Linked DNA regions of Homo sapiens: region 1 is linked to region 2. A link is a loop called in an ENCODE intact Hi-C map of the cell type or tissue named here. Cell type or tissue: mammary epithelial cell. All regions are shown on one strand. Links, peaks and the distances in the headings refer to the core of each region. The heading gives the core; the rest is flanking DNA. Region 1 overlaps RUVBL2 (RuvB like AAA ATPase 2). Region 2 holds the start of CGB7 (chorionic gonadotropin subunit beta 7).

Region 1 (9,576 bases), core at 823-8,822, 55 kb before region 2:
GATTGCTTGAGCCTGGGAGGTGGAGGCCACAGCAGTCCAGCCTGGGGGACAAAATGAGATCTTATCTCAAAAAAAAAAACACAAACCTGTGGGAAGGAAGGAGACCTGGGGATGGGTGGCCTCGGTTAGCATGCTAGCTTCTTAGGCTTCCTTTTCCTTATTAGAAATTATGAACTATTCCAAAGTGTCAGAAAATAATGTAACAGACATGCAAAGATCCACCATCCAGGATTGTTTTTTTGTTTTTTCTTTTTTTCAAGACAGAGTCTCACTCTGTCTCCCAGGCTGGAGTGCAGTGGTGTGATCTTGGCTCCCTGCAGCCTCTGCCTCTCTCCCATGTTCAAATGATCCTCCTGCCTCAGCCTCCTGAGTAGCTGGGACTACAGGTGCGCGTCACCACGCCCAGCTAATTTTTGTATCTGTGTGTGTGTGTGTGTGTGTGTGTGTGTGTGTGTGTGTTAGTGATAGAGTCTTGCTCTGATGCCCAGGCTGGAGTGCAGTGGCGCGATCTCTGCTCGCTACAACCTCCGCCTCCTGGGTTCAAGCAATTCTCCTGCCTCAGCCTCCCAAGTACCTGGGATTACAGGCACCTGCCACCACGCCTGGCTAATTTTTTGTATTTTTAGTGTAGACTGGGTTTCACCATGTTGGCCAGGCTAGTCTCGAACTCCTGACCTCAAGTGATCCACCTGCCTTGACCTCCCAAAGTGCTGGGATTACGGGCGTGAGCCACCGTGCCTGACCTAATTTTTGTATTTTTAGTAGAGACAGGGTTTCACCATGTTGGCCAGGCTGGTCTCGAACCCCTGACCTCAAGTGATTTGCCTGCTTCAGCCTCCCAAAGTGCTGGTATTACAGGTGGGAGCCACTACGCCCAGCCTGTTGTTTTTTTTTTTTCTTAATAGCTTTATTGAGATAGAATTCACGTACTACATAATTCACCCATTTAAAGTATACAGCTCAGTGTTTTCTAGTATATTCACAGACTTGTGCAGCCATTTCCACAGTCAATTTTAGAACATTGTCGTCACCCCAAAAAGAAACCCCATGCCTCTTACCTGTCACCGCTAATCCTTCCATACCTCCCATCTTCAGTTCTAGGCAGCCACTAATCTTTCTCTGTATATGGATTTGCCTATTGTGGCTACTTCATATAGATGGAATCATACCATATGTGTCTTTCGTGTGTGGCTTCTTTCAGTCAGTATAATGTTTTCAAAGTTCATCCACGTTGTAGCATGTATCAGAACTCCATTCCTGGCCGGGCGCGGTGGCTCACGCCTATAACCCCAACGCTTTGGGGTGCCAAGGCAGGTGGATCACCTGAGGTCAGGAGTTCAAGACCAGCCTGGCCAACATGGTGAAACCCCATCTCTACTAAAAAATACAAAAAAATATTAGCCAGGTGTGGTGGCGGACACCTGTAATCCCAGCTACTCGGGAGGCTGAGGCAGAAGAATCACTTGAACCCAGGAAGCAGAGGTTGTAGTGAGCCAAGATTGCGCCATTGCACTCCAGCCTAGGTGACAGAGTGAGACTATGTCTCAAAAAAAAAAAAAAAAGAAAAGAAAAAAGAACTCCATTCCTTTTTATGACTGAATAATATTCCTTTGCACAAATAGACCCTGTTTTATTTTGCCATTCATCAGCTGATGGACATGTGGGTTGTTTCTATCTTTTGGCTGTTGTGAATAGTGCTGCCGTGAACACTCGTGTCCATGTTTTGTGTGGACCTCTGGGGGGGTCCTGAATTGTCCCGGGTGGTGTTTACTCACCTCCCTCCCCCATGTGAGAAGGGGTGGTAGCTGGCTCCTCTCTGTGGAGAACTGTCAACATGGGAAGCCTCGGTATATTCTTGTTGAATGAGCTCAGCACTTTAGAGTATCACTTAGCAAACCACAGACATTGAGTCCCGAGGTGAACAAGAGAGAACAGGCCGTGCCCTTCATGGGACTCATGTCCACTGGAGCAGAGAATATTGATCCATCCATCTCCCTCGGGAATGTGAGATCACACAGGGAGATCGGGCTCCCAGGGAGGCCTTTCATCTGTCTGAATGTCTAGAGGTCCTAGAACTAGCCTGGCAGGGCTGTTGGACAGAAAGGGCCTCCCCTAGGGGGCAGCACTTGATCTAATTCAGTGAGAGGGCAGGGAGAGCAGTCTGGACTCAGGGGCCAGCATGTGCAAGGCCTGGTGGTTGAGAACTGGGGCCGCCTGGTACAAGGGATGCTGGGAAATTAGCAGGGGCCAGAGCATGTCCAGCTCCATGCCTGCTCCTCATTGGTGTCTGTCCTTATGGAGCTCACAGTTATTAGAAATGGGGAGGACTTGTCTGGGCACGGTGGTTCACACCTGTAATCCCAGCACTTTGGGAGGCCTTGGTGGGCAGATCACTTGAGGTCAGGAGTTCGAGACCAGCCTGGCCAACCCCAGTAGAGATGGGCGAAACCCCATCTCTATTAAAAATACAAAAAAAATTAGCCAAGTGTGGTGGTGTGCGCCTGTAGTCCCAGCTACTCAGGAGGCTGAGGCGGGAGAATCGGTTAAACCCAGGAGGCGGAGGTTGCAATGAGCTGAGATCGGGCCACTGCACTCCAACCTGGGCGACAGAGCAGACTCCGTCTCAAAAAATAAGAAAAAAAAAAAAGAAATGGGGAGGACTTAGCCGGGCACAGTGGCTCACGCCCATAATCCCAGCACTCTGGGAGGCCAAGGCTGGTGTATCACTTGAGGCCAGGAGTTTGAGACCAGCCTGGCCAACATGGCAAAACCCCATCTCTACTAAAAATACAAAAATTAGCCGGGTGTGTTGATGCGCGCCTGTAATCCCAGCTAGTCAGGAGGCTGAGGCAGAGAATTTCTTGAACCCAGGAGGCGGAGGTTGCAGTGAGCCGAGATTGGGCCACTGCACTCCAGCCTGGGTGACAGAGCGAGACTTCATCTCAAAAAAAAAAAAAGAAACAGGGAGGATTTCATTCATTCACCAAATAACCAAATATGTGCTGGACCCTGAGGACCAAGCTGTCGATGAGACAGACAGTCCTTGTCTTCCTGGGGCTCAACCAACCAGCCATTAGGCAGTGACAGGCAAGAGGGGTGGGGGTGACTGGTGCCTGTCCCATCGCCTGCCTGTGAGGGGAAGGAGTGGAAAGGACCATCTCATGGGAGGGACAGAGGAGGGGTTGGTGAAAGCTGGGACCACACTAGTCCTCTGACACATCTTCTTGCACCCCCAGACAGCCACAACCAAAGTCCCGGAGATCCGTGATGTAACAAGGATTGAGCGAATCGGTGAGTGAGTTGGGTCAGGAATAGGACCTAAGCCCTGCCTGCCATGTGCCCTGACAGAGCAAACCTATTGAGGACCCCTAAGATGGAGAGGGAGGTGGCCTGCACACCAACTGTGCCCCCACTACCATTCCCCCACTCGCCCTATCTAATGGGGGAGGAGGATCCTCAGTTCCAGAGTTGGGTCAGATGATGCACTGGGGACCAGGCTGCTATCCTGGCTATCCTGGTGGGGTTCCCGGGTATGTTTGCCTGGAAGTCATAGATATTTACTGGGTGCTTTACTGGGTTTGGCCTCGTATACCCAGTACACACTGTGGGGTGAGTTCCCTGAGGGCAGGGACGAGGTCGTGTCATTCCTAGCTGTGTCCCTAGCACAGGACCTAACAGAGCAGATGATCAAGAGATAACCATTGAATGCACGAGTTTGCGTCCTGTGGAGCCCTCGCAGTAGCCGCATGAGGTGCATATTGTAACTGTTAGCTGAGGGAACTGATTTTCAGGACAGCTAAATCACTGGCCCCGGCTCACACAGAGCAGGAAGTTGAGACGCAGTGAGGCCAGCAGGGTGCGCTCTCACAAAGAGCTTTACCGGCAGGGAAGTGACCGCATTCATTCATGCAGCAGGCTCACTGATTCAGGGCATCCGAGAAAGGCAGTAAGGGCTTCTGGCTGTGAAGATGGGTTTTAGAAGCCCAGTGCTGGATTCCTGGAGCTTAGCTCTGCCACTTTCCCACCATGTGGCCAGGGACTAGTTCCTCTCTGTGCCTCAGTTTCCTTATCTGCAAGACGAAGCTAAGATAGTTTACCTCATCAGTTAATGTAAGATTCAGTAAGGTAGTTCATATAAAGCATTTTGGGTCTGTGTGCCAACACTGTTTCATCTATTAAAAGTGCTGGGGCACTGGGTGCAGTGGCTCATGCCTGTAATTCCAGCACTTTGGAAGGCCAAGGTGGGCGGATCACCTGAGGTCAGGAATTTGAGACCAGCCTGGCCAACATGGTGAAACCTCGTCTCTACTAAAAATACAAAAATTTGCTGGGCGTGGTGGCGCGTGCCTGTAATCCCAGCTACTCGGGAGGCTGAGGCAGGAAAATTGCTTGAACGAGGAGGTGGAGGTTGCAGTGAGCCAAGATCATGCCATTGCACTCCAGCCTGGGTGACAAGAGTGAAACTCTGTCTCTCAATAAATAAATAAATAAAAGTGCCGAGACTGGGTGCTGTAGCTCACGCCTGTAATCCCAGCACTTTGGGAGGCCGAGGCGGGTGGATCACCTGAAGTCAGGAGTTTGAGACCAGCTTGGCCAACATGGTGAAACCCTGTCTCTACTAAAAATACAAAAATTAGCCAGGCATGGTGGTGCATGCCTATAGTCCCAGCTACTAGGGAGGATGGCTTGAACCTGGGAGGCAGAGGTTGCAGTGAGCCAATATCGTGCCACTGCACTCCAGCTTGGGTGACAGAGTGACTCCATCTCAAAAACAAACAAAAAGTGCCAAGTATGGCCGGGCATGATGGGTCACGCCTGTAATCCTAGCACTTTGAGAGGTGGAGTCAGGAGGATTGCTTGAATCAGGAGTTCAAGACCAGCCTGAGTCACATAGTGTGATCCTGTCTCTAAAAAAAAAATAAAAAAATTAGCCGGCAGTGGTGGTCCATGCCTGAGTCCCAGCTACTTGGGAGAACTGCTTGAACCAAGGAGGTTCAGGATGTGGTGAGATGTGACTGCACCATGCACTCCAGCCTGGGTGACAGAGTGAGACGCTCTCTCAAAAAATAAAAATAAAAACATTTTTTTTTTTTTTTGGAGACGGAGTCTCGCTCTGTCGCCCAGGCTGGAGTGCAGTGGCGCAATCTCGGCTCACTGCAAGCTCTGCCTCCCGGGTTCACGCCATTCTCCTGCCTCAGCCTCCCGAGTAGCTGGGACTACAGGCGCCCGCCACCATGCCCGGCTAATTTTTTTGCGTTTTTAGTAGAGATGGAGTTTCCCCGTGTTAGCCAGGATGGTCTCGATCTCCTGACCTCGTGATCCGCCCGCCTCGGCCTCCCAAAGTGCTGGAATTACAGGCATGAGCCACCGCGCCTGGCCAAAAAACAATAAAAAATTAAAAAAAAAAAAAAAGGATGAAGAGCCAAGCACCGCTTGTGAGCTGAGGACCCAGTAGAGACTAGCTGCACCCAGGAGCCTCCCTTGGGGTGCTCACAGTCAAGCACTGGGGTCAGCAAATCTTTCCTTATTTTATTTTATTTTTTTTTTTGAGACGGAGTCTCATTCTGTCCCCCAGGCTGGAGTGCAGTGGCGCAATCTTGGCTCACTGCAAGCTCCACCTCCCGGGTTCACACCATTCTCCTGTCAGCCTTCCGAGTAGCTGGGACTACAGGCGCCTGACACCACGGCCGTCTAATTTTTTATATTTTTAGTAGAGACGTGGTTTCACTGTGTTAGCCAGGATGGTGTCTATCTCCTGACCTCGTGATCCGCCTGCCTCGGCCTCCCAAAATGCTGGGATTACAGGCGTGAGCCACCACGCCTGGACCCTAGCAAATCTTTCTTAAAGGGTCAGATGGTAAATCCTTCCTCTGTTGAAACTACTCAACTCTCCTCTTGCAGTGCGAAGGCAGCCACAGACAGTATATAAATGGCAGTGTTCCAATACAAAGATTTTTTGGTTGGTTTTTTGTTGTTTTTTTTTTGAGATGGAGTCTCACTGTGTTGCCCAGGCTGGAGTGCAGTGGGGCGATCTCAGTTCACTGCAACCTCCACCTCCCTGGTTTAAGTGACTCTCATGCCTCAGCCTCCCGAGTATCTGAGACTACAGGTGCATGCCACCACGCCAGGCTAATTTTTGTATTTTTTAGTAGAGACGGGGTTTCACCATGTTGGCCAGGCTAGTCTCGAACTCCTGACCTCAGGTGATCTGCTTGCCTCTGCCTCCCGAAGTGCTGGGATTATAAGCGTGAGCCACCGTACCCAGCTCCAATAAAATTTTATTTGCAAAAACAGGTGGCTGGCCTCCAGGCTGAGGTTTGCTCAACCCTCATCTAATGTAAAGCATGGGAATCCCATCTTCCCCTCTCGCTGGCTGTGTGGCTGGGGCATGGGACCTAACCTCTCTGAGCTCCCTCCCCATTCATATCAATAGGTTCTGGGACTGTTGCCATTTTGATACTCAGAAGTGCTTTCAGGGTGATAGCAGCCAGGGCTCTTGTTTCATTTTATTTTGTTTTACTGAGACAGGTCTTGCTCTGTCATCCAGGCTAGAATGCAGTGGCACAATCTTGGCTCACTGCAACCTCCGCCTCCCAGGTTCAAGCAATTCTCCTGCCTCAGCCTCCTGAGAAGCTGGGATTACAGTCATCTGCCACCATGCCCAGCTAATTTTTGTATTTTTAGTAGAGACAGGGTTTCACCATGTTGGCCAGGCTGGTCTCGAACTCCTGACCTCCAGTGATCCGCCCGCCTCGGCCTCCCAAAGTGCTGGGATTATAGGCAGGAGCCACTGCGCCCGGCCCCAGCCAGGGCTCTTTTTTTGCAGGATCATATGGAATAAACTGAGAACATGTGGGTGCTGTGTAAACCATAAACATGAAGTAATTGTGATCATTAGCCCTTGTGGTTAGATCTTAGTACAATTATGTGCTTAATCAGGCCTCAGTGACTTTTGTTTAACTAGGATGCATCCTCAGAGCAGCTCCAGTTCATTGAGCATTTACCACATTCAGCCATCTTCCTAGGGAGGTGCCAATTTGGGATATCCTTTCCATGTGCCCCTTCATTCCCCCAACCCCTGCTCCCTACTCCCACCCACCCCTTTGACAAAGAAGGAAACCAGGGCTCAGAGGGGTCAGGCCACATGTGCAGCAAGCTGGCTAGTAACTGAGTCTTTGTTCTTTCCCTTCATGTAGGTGCCCACTCCCACATCCGGGGACTGGGGCTGGACGATGCCTTGGAGCCTCGGCAGGTAGAGCAGAGGAGGCTGGGGTGTGAGGGCCTCTCCATGAAGGTCTTGGGTAGTGGGTACCCAGGGTCCTGGGGAGTGTGGGGACTATGTTACGGTCTTCTGGACCTTTGGCTACATACCCATAAACTTCAACCACATGTGGGTTTTCTTGGTACTAAAGAATTGATTAGGCTAGGTGTGGTGGCTCATGCCTGTAATCTCAGCACTTTGGGAGGCCAAGGTGGGTGGATCACCTGAAGTCAGAGTCAAGACCAGCCTGACCAACATGGTGAAACCCTGTCTCTACTAAAAATACAAAAATTAGCCGGGCATGGTGGTGCATGCCTGTAATTCCAGCTACTCAAGAGCCTAAGGCAGGAGAATTGCTTGAACCTGGGAGGTGGAGGTTGCAATGAGCCGAGATTGTGCCACTGCCCTCCAGCCTGGGTGACATCTCGGAAAAAAAAAAAAAGAATTGGGAGTGGGTAGCAATTGCTTTGCCACCTTAAAAAAAAGTTAGACTGGGTGCAATGGCTCACACTTGTAATCCCAATACTTTGGGAGGCTGAGATGGGAAGATTGCTTGAGCCTAAGAGCTTGAGGCCAGCCTGGGTAACATAGTGACACCTCCTTTCTACAAAAAATTTTAAAAATTAGCTGGACATGGTGGTGCACATTTGTGGTCCCAGCTACTCAAGAGGCTGAGGTGGAAGGATCTCTTGATCCCTAGAGGTCAAGGCTACAGTGAGCCATGATTGTACCACTGTACTTCAGCCTGGGTGACAGAGCGAGATCTTGTCTCAAAAAAAAAAAAAAAAAAAAAAAAAGCAGGGAAAGCTTTTTTGGCTTTTCCTAGAAGTCCCAGCTAGTAATGTCTGCTTCCATCTCACTAGCTTCCTGATGTGGTAGAAATGCCATGGTAGCCCCACAGGAAATCACCTCATGTGCGCCTCCCACCCACAGGCTTCGCAAGGCATGGTGGGTCAGCTGGCGGCACGGCGGGCGGCTGGCGTGGTGCTGGAGATGATCCGGGAAGGGAAGATTGCCGGTCGGGCAGTCCTTATTGCTGGCCAGCCGGGCACGGGGAAGACGGCCATCGCCATGGGTAAGAAACCTCCCAGGGCAGGAACTCTCCTGTTTCCTGCTAAATAACTCCTCCTGTGTAAGTCAGGGTCAGGATGAGCCGCCTTTAACAGATGACCCAAAATGGCAGTGGCTTAAACACTCAGGATTCATTCTTGCCCATGGAAGAATCTAGAGGTAGGCCATTTGGGGCTTATTAAGCAGTTCCAGGAAGTCTTCCATCTTCCTGCCTCACCATCCTCTGCACTTGGTTCCAGTCAAGAGGACGCCATGTTCCAAGAGGGCTGCCAGAGCTCCAGCCTTCCCACTCATAACCCAGGCAGCAGGAAGAAAGGAGTTGCCATGAGGATGAACCCCCTCGAGTTGGCTTCCTTTAAACAGTCATTGGAAATCCTCCATGCTTCTGCTTATATCTCATTATCTCATTGACTAGAATGTAATCATATGATCACACTCTGCTTCAGGGGAGGCTGGCACATTAAATGTTTTTTAAAATTTCATAATTTGGACCATTTTTGCCTTAAGAAAATGAGGATTCTTCTGTTGGGCAAAAGGTTGTTGTAAAAATAAAAAATTAAAAAAAAAAAAACAGGAAAGAAAATGAGGGTTCTAGAACTAAGGAAGAAGGGGAAGGTGGGTATTGAGGAGTCACCCAGCAGTCTTTGTTGCAGTCCGCTAGTGGTTTATGATCTTTTCACTCCCAGCTGTTCCTCTTCTTCCTTGTTGAACTCCTATTTATCCTTCAAAACCCTACTTCAGCATCTCTGCCCCATTGAAGCTTTTCCTAACCCACTGCTCTTCCCACTCACTCCCACCTCTGTGCTGAGGCTGGGGCCAGGCAGGGAGAATCAGAGTAACAGCCAGGTCTTCAGTGAAGATAAAGCAGTGCCTGTTGGGGTGCTCGGACTGGACACTGGGGACCCATAGATGAGTTAGACCAAGGCCTGACTTCAAAGAGCTCCTGGTCTGGAGGAGGTGGTCATGGACACGATCCCTTCCAAGGCGACATGTGTTACAATGCAGGTAGCATGTGACAGAGGAGGCTCCTGACCTTGGTAGGAAAACGGGGCATGTGGTGGCATTTGTTGCTAGAGGCTTCCAGAGAAGCGGATACCTGAGCTAAGCCTAGTAGGATGGCCAGGAGGCTCCTGGGCGGACACTGGGGACAGCATGTCCAGGCCCAGAATGTGGCACACACAGTAACTTCCTTCCCTCCATCCTTTCTGCTTTCCTACTCTTCTTCATTTTTTTTTTTTTTTGAG
Region 2 (9,576 bases), core at 1,134-9,133:
TGCTTGGCCTTGCACTCAGACACCCAGTGCCCCCCGGTCCACACCCTGGCGGCAGCCCCCTCCACCTACCCCACGGCTACCTTCCTCAGAGTTATCGGCCTCGAAGCGGTGACAAAGAAGTGCTGGCAGAGGGAACTGCCGCCAGCTGCAGGCACCTCGCCCAACACCTCCACCTCGAGCACACCCAAGTCCACAGCGGTCCCGGGATCTGTCACCCAGACACTGACTGCATCACACACGGCCAGCCTCACCCTGATGACTCGCCGGTGAAGCATCGCTCGCCTCACGCTGGCTGCGGTTGGCCCGGGCGCCTGCTGACTCCCAAAAGGCCCCAGTCTGCAGCAGGAAGACCAGAGGGGGCCCGGCAGCGGCACCCCTAGACAGGACCACTCAGGGGAAAAGAAGGTCCTACTTTGGATCAGGAAAAGGTGACAGTGCCGAGGGTGGGGTTAGGACCCCATTGACACACTGGGGAGGAAGAAAATGAGGGGGATGCAGAGGGAGCCTGGGGGAGCGGGAGCATCTCTCAGAGCACCTCTCAGCACACGGAGACAGGGAAAAGGAGGCTGGGATTAGAGAAGAGGATAAACACTTCAGTGGGGTCAGAAGTTGGAAACCCCAGGGGAGGCCTGCCTGCCAGGATTATGGGGAAGCCCTTGCTCTAGAAGTTTGGGGGACTCCATATAAAGGACTTGCATCACACCCAACTTGTAGATTAATAATAAATATTCAACAACTACAGGTCAGGCACTATGGCTCACACCTGTAGTCCCAGCACTTTGGGAGGCTGAGGCGGGTGGATGACTTGAGGTCAGGAGTTCGAGAGCAGCCTGGCCAACACTGTGAAACAACATCTCTACTGATAATACCAAAATTAGCCAGGCCTGGTGCTGCACGCCTGTGATCTCAGCTACTCGGGAGGCTGAGGCAGGAGAATCGCTTGAACCCGGGAGGGCTGAGATTGCAGTGAGCCAAGATCGTGTCACTGCACTTCGGCCTGGACAACACAGTGAGACTCTCTCTCAAAAAAAATAAATAAATAAGGCCGGGCATGGTGGCTCACACTTGTAATCCCAGCATTGTCGGAGGCTGCAGTGGGTGGATCAGCTGAGGTGAGGAGTTCCAGACCAGCCTGACCAACATAGAGAAACCGCACCTCTACTAAAAATACAAAATATCCTCCGGCGTGGTGCTGCATGCTTATAATCCCAGCCACTTGGGAGGCTGAGGCAGGAGAATCGCTTAATCCCAGGAGGCGGAGTTTGAAGTGAGCCAAGATCGCGCCATTGCACTTCAGCTTGGGCAACAAAAACAAAGCTCCATCTTAAAAAAATAATAATAATAATCATAAAATAAAGATAAAAATTGTTCGGCCGGGGACAGTGGCTCTTGCCTGCAATCCCAGCACTATGGGACGCCGAGGCGGGTGCGTCACCTGAGGTCAGGACTTTGGGACTAGCCTGGCCAACGTGGCGAAACGCTGTGTCTACTAAAAAAATTACAAAAATTAGCTGGGTGTGGTGGTGCACACCTGTAGTCCCAGCTACTCGGGAGTCTGAGGCAGGTGAATTGCTTGAACCCGGGAAGCATAGGTGCAGTGAGCCAAGAGCGCGCCACTGCACTCCAGACTGGGTGACAGGGCGAGACTCCGTCTCAAAAAAAAAAAAAAAAAAAAAGATGAAATAAAAATAAAAATAGAAAATAGCCAACTACAATTACTCAATAGCAACAGAGGGTAAAATACAGGCTCAGAGAAATTAATGCTTTTTGCCTGGTCACATAGGCAGCAAATGACAGAGATGGGACTTCACCTCTGGGCAACTGCATTCTGCCATCCTTCCCGTAGAACTCTGAGGAACCGAGAGTCTTGCATCTTGGAGGATGTTCCAACCAATTTTTTTTTTTTTTTTTTGAGATGGAGTCTCACTCTCTCACCCAGACTGGACTGCAGTGGCTCGATCTCGGCTCACTGCAAGCTCTGCCTCCCGGGTTCAAGCCATTCTCCTGCCTTAGCCTCCCGAGTAGCTGGGACTGCAGGGGCCTGCCACCACGTCTGGCTAATTTATTGTATTTTTTAGTAGAGACGGGGTTTCCCCGTGTTAGCCAGGATGGTCTTGATCTGCTGACCTTGTGATCTGCCCACCTCGGCCTCCCAAAGTGCTGGGATAACAGGCATGAGCCACTGCGCCCGGCCCAATTTTTTTTTGTTTGTTTTGTTTTGTTGTTTTTTTTTTTTTTTTTGAAACAGAGTCTCACTCTGTCTGGCCAGGCTGGAGTACAGTGGCACAATCCCGGCTCACTGTAACGCCTGTCTCCTGGTTTCAAGCGATTCTCCTGCCTCAGCCTTCTGAGTAACTGGAATTAAAAGCACCTGCCACCGTGCCCAGCTAATTTTTGTATTTTTAGTAGAGATGCGGTTTCACGACATTGGCCAGACTGTTCTCAAACTCCCAACCTCCAGTGATACTCCTGCCCTGGCCTCCCAGAGTGCTGGGATTATAGGCCTGAGACACCACGCCTGGCCCCAAACAAATTGCTTTAAGACGAGGTCTCCCTATGTTTCCCCACTGCACTTGAACTCCTGGGCTCAAGCCATCCTCCTGCTGTGGCTCCTGAGTAGCTGGGACTACAGACTCAAGCCACCATGCCTGGCCACATTCCACAATTTAGAGAAAGTCCACAACCTGGAATCCTAGGGAGACCCTGATTCACCTCAAAACTGCCACTAAGGAGGTAAAACGCTGCCCCTCTGAGGCAGGCTTCAGTTTCCCTGTGTGTGAAATTGACCTGGCGCTGGGAGAGGCTGGTGGAGGCGCGGATTTTGCAGTTTCCCTACAACATTCTGGAAGCCTGTGGTTCTGGGAAAGGTTGGCGTGGAGAAGACTGGGAAACAACCAGTGGTCACCAGAGCTGTAGCAACTCTTCCACCTCGGAGCTCTGGGGCTGGGAACCCCAGGCTTCGGGGACCACTGTGGAGGACGCAGGTGGCCCCCTCTTTCCTGACATCTCAGGAGAGGGAGGGGTAACCGGCTAGGGGAAGAAAAGCACAGGAAGGTTATACAGCCAGATGGGGAAGGGGCCAAATCCCTGAACAACCCCCTCCCAGAGTTCCTCTTCAAGTGCAGGGTACCCAAGAGTCAAGGCCCCGCCCCCTTTCCAGAGGCCCCTTTTCTACTTAGGTGATGGCTCCTGGCTGGGATGGGAGGCAGATGGACGGAGGGGAGGGGGGAGGAGGGGAAGGGAGAGGCAGTGGATGAAGGAGAATGGAAGAGATGACATCCCCCTCGGCCCCTTCATCCCATTCAAGTCCCCAAGCCGCTCCCCCCCCACACCTGCACTGCCAGTGCCAACGTCAGAGGGAGGAAGACGGAGCTCGGCTTAGGAGGCTGAGGCCCTGCCCCCTGGGCCACACCAATCATGTGGCCTTCCTTCTCCCCACAGAAGGCCAGACCATGGACACCTCCTGAGCTGGATGTCGTCCCCCATCTTCACTCTCTTTTCTTTTTCTTTCTTTCCTTCTTTCTTTCTTTCTTTTTTTTTTTTTTTGAGATGGAGTCTCGCTCCGTCATGCAGGCTGGAGTGCAGTGGTGTGATCTCGGCTCACTGCAAGCTCCCCCTCCCAGGTTCACTCCATTCTCCTGCCACAGCCTCCCAAGTAGCTTGGACTGCAAGCGCCCACCACCAAGCCGGGATAAGTTTTCGTATTTTTAGTAGAGATGGGGTTTCACCGTGTTAGCCAGGATGGTCTCGATCTCCTGACCTCATGATCAGCCTGCCTCGGCCTCCCAAAGTGGTGGGATTACAGGCGTGAGCCACCGCGCCCCGCCGTCCACCCTGTTTTCTACCAGAGTTCTGATACTGTGACTTTGTATAAAATGGTTTGGAAGCTGGACCCACCCTGTGTGTGTGTGGTTGCCCTGAGCCCACAGAAAGACACCGCCAGAGTGCGGATTGAGAAGCCTTTATTGTGGGAGGATCGGGGTGTCTGAGGGCCCCGGGAGTCGGGATGGACTTGGAAGGCTGGGGGGAGGGGCCTTTGAGGAAGAGGAGGCCTGGAAGCGGGGGTCATCACAGGTCAAGGGGTGGTCCTTGGGACCCCCGCAGTCAGTGGTGCTGCGGCGGCAGAGTGCACATTGACAGCTGAGAGCCACGGCGTAGGAGACCACGGGGTTCACGCCGCGCGGGCAGCCAGGGAGCCGGATGGACTCGAAGCGCACATCGCGGTAGTTGCACACCACCTGAGGCAGGGCCGGCAGGACCCCCTGCAGCACGCGGGTCTGGAAGCCGTGTGAGTGGGAGAATGAGCATGTGCCTGGGGCCAGCGCCTCAGCTGAGCTCCCCAGCTGCCCCCACAGGTCTCAGACTCAGGGGTCCAGGAAGCCCTCTGTTCCTGCCCTCCCACACCCCATTCCGCAGCCCCTGACCAGAGAGGCAGACCACCCTTCCTCCCCCGCTGCCTCTGTGGGTCTGGCCCTGAGGTGGCAGCACCTGCCCGGGCCCCGGGCAGCTCACCATGGTGGGGCAGTAGCCGGCACAGATGGTGGTGTTGACGGTGATGCACACGGGGCAGCCCTCCTTCTCCACAGCCAGGGTGGCATTGATGGGGCGGCACCGTGGCCGAAGCATCTCCCTGGATGCCCATGTCCCGCCCATGCTCAGCAGCAGCAACAGCAGCAGCCCCTGGGACAAGGACACTGCTTCACCCGGGCCTGAGACCACAGCCCTGAGCCCTGGCCTTCCCATCCCCCAGGGTACACCACCCACAAAGACCCAGAGACCCTTCCCGGCATCTCCTATTCAGGACCCACCACCCGGACACCTGCCTTTCAGAGCCCACCCCACAGCCCGAGGGACCTGAGATGCCCCAACATTTCAGATCCCCACCCTCAGGAACTGCCCCACGTGAAGCTTATTGGGGGTCACGCTCCTCCAGAAAGAGGCGTCCTTCCACAGCTCACACTGGTCTGCCCCTTCTCATGCCAGTGATGGCCTGGAAGGAGGTGGAAGGTGCCCAGGGGCCCTGCAGTCTTACCTGGAACATCTCCATCCTTGGTGCGTCCCCTGCCTGGTGTACCTGGCTTTATACCTCGGGTTTGTGGGGGCGTCAAGGCCACCAGGAGGTTGTAGGATGCTGGAGTGAGCTGGACACTAACCCTTCGGGGGGCGAGAAGTAGACAAGGCCAGGGAGGCACAGGAGTGGCTCAGCGGAGCACCCCAGTCCTCTCCCCTCAGTGGTCTAGCGCCAAGGATGAGGCGGAGACCACGGTGAAGTGACCTCTGAGACTCAGTCGTCGAGTGCTAGGGACTAGTCGAGGCTGGAGGCACAGAGAGTAGGGTGTAGGAAGGCCTGCCTCTGCCTATGGTGGGGTCTTGGGAACCAGGAGGAGGCCGTGACCCGAGAAAGGTGCTGGACTGAAGCCTCAACCCTCCTCTACTTGAGCCATTCCTGCACCACAGTCCAACCTAACAGGAGGGGCGCGGCTTCGGACTTAGCTTCTGCCCAGTGAGAGAGGGTCTCCCCGTGACTGTGCTGCCAGGGAAGCCACTTGACCCAGATGCCCCCCAACGAGGGATTCAGCCCGAGCCCCACCTCTCCCTTAGGAACCTCCGCCCACCCTACCCTCAAGCCAGGATGCCCGGAGCGGTCCCCGGAAATGCGTGTGCTTCAGGTGATTTAACTGATTATTGAATAGGCCCGCAGGAGGTGTGTCCTGCCCGCGGGGCCGCAGCCTCGGAGGACATTGTCTGGACTTAGTCCCTTCCCCGCGATCCAGCCGCAGCTGAGTGGGCGTGTCTGGGCTAGTCCTGTCCCCACACTGCGGATAGACTTAATGAGTGCGAGCCCACCTAGGTCCGACACCGCGTAGTGAGCGGCTGCCCAGAGCTCTGCTCCGCCCCCACGCCAGGGGGCGTGTCTGGGGTGGGGCTGGCCCGGCAGGCTCCCACTAGCCCCGGCTTACAGCGGCCTGAGCGGGAGTTCTCGGTGCTGTAGGCTTTCGGGACGCTGTGTATGCCCGGCAGGGGCTTCCAGTGGGGGCCACCCCAAGTCGCCTCCAGCGGGCGGAAGCGGTCGAGCCGGCGGAGCGGGTGCGGCGAGGAGCTGTAGGTTTCCTGAGCCGGAGACATGGCCCGCCGTGCGGCGCTCGAGGCGGCCTGGAAGAGCAGAGACAGGGCTGCCGCTGCGGGTCGTGACTCCAGAGTTGGGGCGTCTCTTCTAAGCTCCAGTAGGTCAGGTAGTCCTTGCGGGGGTATCCGGACGGCTCCGTCCTGTGGGAGCAGGGCGGGATGGTGAGGATACAGCTGGATCCTTGGGGACGAGTTTCAGACCTCGGGATCTAAGGAGTCTGCACATTCAAACTCCTGCATTTCCAGGCGAGCACCCCTTAGGAAGGACGCGACCGGGCACGCGTTGCCTGCGTTCCTGGGTCCTCGAGGTACTTAACGTCCTGGAAGCTGAGCTTTCGCATCCTAGGGAAGGAAACGGGGGCTTTCGCTTCCTTGCGAAGGAGCATGTGGGGGCTCAAGTACCGAAGGAGGCCCTGCCCTCAGATCCAGAATCCCCTCGAGCCGCTGTGCAGGCTTCCTGTCCCTACCGCGGTTCCTGGAGGTGACACTAAGGACTCCTGGGTGCTAAAAGAGGGAGGGGCTGGGGTCTGAACTGTGGTTGTTGCTGCTATAGGAGTCGAGACTGAGACCACCGGTCAGGGAATGGGAGCCAGCCCAGGGGCTCGGCGTGCACCGGCCATGGCGGGGGCTGTGCAGGAGGCGGTGCCGAGCGAGAGCCCGGCTTACTTGGGATAGAACCGAAAGTCCCGCGCCGAGGTGGTCAGATAGAGCTGGCGGCGGTTCAGGACGCCCCGGTCGGATACTGTGAAGGGTGGGCCAGACAGCGCGGGGTTCTTCGTGCAGGCGATTAGAGCCTGAGCAAGATTGGGGGAGGAGGCATACCCAAGACATAGATTTCATACCCCATCCCAAGTCCTGGGTCCCGAGTTCAGAATCCCTCTCCTTCGGCCTCGACAGCCATGACGGCCACGGCCCTCACACCCCGCCCCAGGGTCAGAGCCCTTCCTGCCACCCACGCCAGGGAACTTCAGCTTCCTTTCTCATACCCGAACCCTTCCCAGCCTCACCTCCCTAAATCCAAGCCCTCCTGCTGGTCAAGGAACTCAAATGCAGGCCCCCAGCCACCACAAAATCCCCCTGGTTCTGCCCCCGGTCTCAAGCCTTCTTGGTGTGGCCACTGGAGCTGAGCTGCATCTTGGGCAACAACTCCAGGTTACCTCTCCTAACTCCCACCCTACCACGTCTCAGAATATTCTAGTCTCCTCCCCACCCACAGCCCGCCGTCTAGCTCCGCAGCAGCTTAGGAGCCCTGAAGGCGAGTTTCCAGCCCCTGGTCCTTCTGGCCTGGCGTGGATGCCCAGCCCTTCCTCCCGCTCCTCTAACCTCCCGATCCCGCCCCAGATCCTTTAGCCACGCCCCAAAGCTGTGATTTCCTTCTGGCCCCGCCCCAGGCTCCCGGAGCTCCGCTGGTCTCGCCAGCGCCGGCTTCCACCCAGACACCTGGGAAGGCCCCCCGCGGTGGTGGTCCGAGAGTTGTGAGGGGCTGGGGCCCGACGTATTTGGGGGCGCGCGCGTCCGGGCCGGGAGAGCAAGTGTACTGCGCCCTCGTCTCGCTGCTCTGGTACTTTGTGGTCAGTAGGAGGGTTCAGCTGCGGTGTCTGAGCTGCGGAAAGGCAACCCAGAGACTCATGTGAAGGAGCAGGGGACTCAAATGCAGTCCCCCGCAGACTCCGGCGCTCCCCAAATCTTACCTTTTCTCCTGAATCCTTGATCCCCACAGTCCGCGTGGGGTCTGCAGGCTCTGGGGCTCTGGGCTGGGCGCAGGGCCCGCCATGGGTCTTGGGCACGTAGGCCGAGCCAGAGGTTGTCTCCCATCTGCTGAGGACCTCGTCGAAAGCCCAGATGCGAGAATCCTGCTTTGCAGTCGGAGGTAGAGGGTCCGCGACCGTGGACTGGAGAGAAGGCGCCGCACATCAGCTAGAAAGACTCAGGAGTCCCTATCACCCCCCACCCCAAACTCTGACCTCTTCCAGTCGGCCCCCAGCCCTTTCCTCTGCAGTCCCTGGCATCCAAATTCCCTGGCGCCTCCTCTCTCAGACCCAGGACTCCAGGACCCTCCTCCTTCAGAGAGGAGTCCAAGCTCCCAATCCCCTTTTCTCAGCCCCCATCTTTCTGGGTCCCCAGGCCCCGCAGGGCTTCAGCCTAGGGTCTGCCCACCTGCACCGTGGGCGGGGGGAAGGGTACGGGTGGGATAATGCCATGGGTAACGTAGCTGCTGGTGAGATGCCAGTTGGGCCAGGATTCAGGCATCTCGGTTGCAGAGATGAAAGACCACGGGGGGCCACAGCGCACAGCCAGGGTGCCACTGGCCATGGTTCCACCCCCTCCCTGTAGCCAAGCAGGAGCTGGTTTGTTGCTGTTGCCCCAGGTGACAGAACCCGCCCACCCCAATCCAGCCAATGAAAGGCCTGCAGGCACATGGATGGATGGAGTGATTAAGAGACCCAGAGACAGAGAGACAGGGACTCCAAGAGGGGCACAGAGAAACACGGAGTGGGGGATGGAGAGTCAGAAAGAGGCGGACAGAAGGGGATGGAGAAGTTCAGGATTTCAGAGACCCAGGGGGTGGGGGAGACAGAGACACAGAAAGAAGGACAGAGACCTGGGGGTGTCAGAGATACAGACAGAGACCCCTGCACTGCCCCCAGCACCTCAGGACATCCATGAGAAACACCCCCCTTTGCTCCAGGGTCCAGAACCTCCTGGCTGCTTCCTCCCTCTGCCAGGCCTGCCCACCTCGGGGTAACGATTTCCAGATGTCCCCGGGGCTCCCCAACCCTTCCCGCACGTGCTGAAGGAGTCAGCGCTGGTGTCAGCTGTCCTGCCTGCCTTTGATTTGGTTGAAAACTTCCACCTGGGTAGGCTGGGTGGGGAAAGAGAAAGGGATCTAGAGAGAAGTGCACCGGACCATAGCGAAAAAGATGGGCTTTGATGAGTGAGGAATAAATACAACAAGAAAGGGGAGAGACAGGGAGGAAGAAAGAGACCACGATGGAAAGGGAGCTATTAGTACTACCCAGAGGCGACAGACACTGGAAGTTAGAGACAGAGATGAAGGTGGCAAAAACGACCAAAGTCACAGATGGAAAACAAGGAGACGTAGAAACTGAGGCAGCCACGCCCCACCCTGCCCAGGGGCCTGGTCTGTATAGATGCGGGGAGAAGTTGCCTATGTCCTTTGCTCAAAGCTGGACCTGAGAGAGAGAGAGAGAGTTGGTGGGGCGATGGGTAACATGTGAAGGGCTATTGTGAAGGCCTGTGGTCTGTCCCTGGCTTCCCTTGTCACTTCTTCACTATAAACAGCTTTTGATCACCGGGCGCAGTGGCTCATGCCCGTAATCCCAGCACTTTGGGAGGCCGAGGCATGCGGATCACTTGAGGTCAGGAGTTTGAGACCAGCCCGGCCAACATGGCGAAACCCTGTCTCTACCAAAAAATACAAAAAGTAGC

The links. Hi-C counts contacts between places; a loop is a spot of excess contacts. Peaks named below come from ENCODE experiments on the same cell type or tissue, not always from the same donor. Only the 100,000 strongest peaks of a DNase experiment are listed, where the experiment ranks them.
Region 1: it touches region 2 in a loop (4-fold over the local background); 7 of 110 quality-filtered maps call a loop at or near these places.

The regions. Positions count from the first base shown.
Region 1 is chr19:48,996,083-49,005,658 of GRCh38, forward strand. It overlaps RUVBL2 (RuvB like AAA ATPase 2), which reads left to right. Exons shown (of 15, transcript NM_006666.3): 2 at 3,237-3,291; 3 at 7,197-7,252; 4 at 8,195-8,336. Among named protein-coding and RNA genes, the nearest start is that of RUVBL2, 7.0 kb to the left of the region's middle. RefSeq lists enhancers at 3,690-3,984, 8,246-8,745. In mammary epithelial cell, for the core only: CTCF peaks have their summits at 2,099 (motif pointing right) and 3,847 (motif pointing right); a DNase peak (open chromatin) is centred at 3,862.
Region 2 is chr19:49,050,329-49,059,904 of GRCh38, forward strand. It overlaps CGB7 (chorionic gonadotropin subunit beta 7), which reads right to left and starts at 7,421. Exons shown (of 5, transcript NM_001385261.1): 1 at 7,134-7,421; 2 at 6,793-6,920; 3 at 5,033-6,267; 4 at 4,513-4,680; 5 at 3,946-4,277. The coding sequence starts at 5,047. The coding sequence ends at 3,963. It also overlaps the pseudogene LOC100287489, the pseudogene LOC124904739 and a transcript of NTF4 not described here. RefSeq lists enhancers at 3,770-4,320, 4,995-5,848, 5,849-6,701. In mammary epithelial cell, for the core only: a CTCF peak has its summit at 5,899; DNase peaks (open chromatin) are centred at 5,923 and 7,483; H3K4me3 peaks cover 2,293 bases; H3K27ac peaks cover 1,545 bases.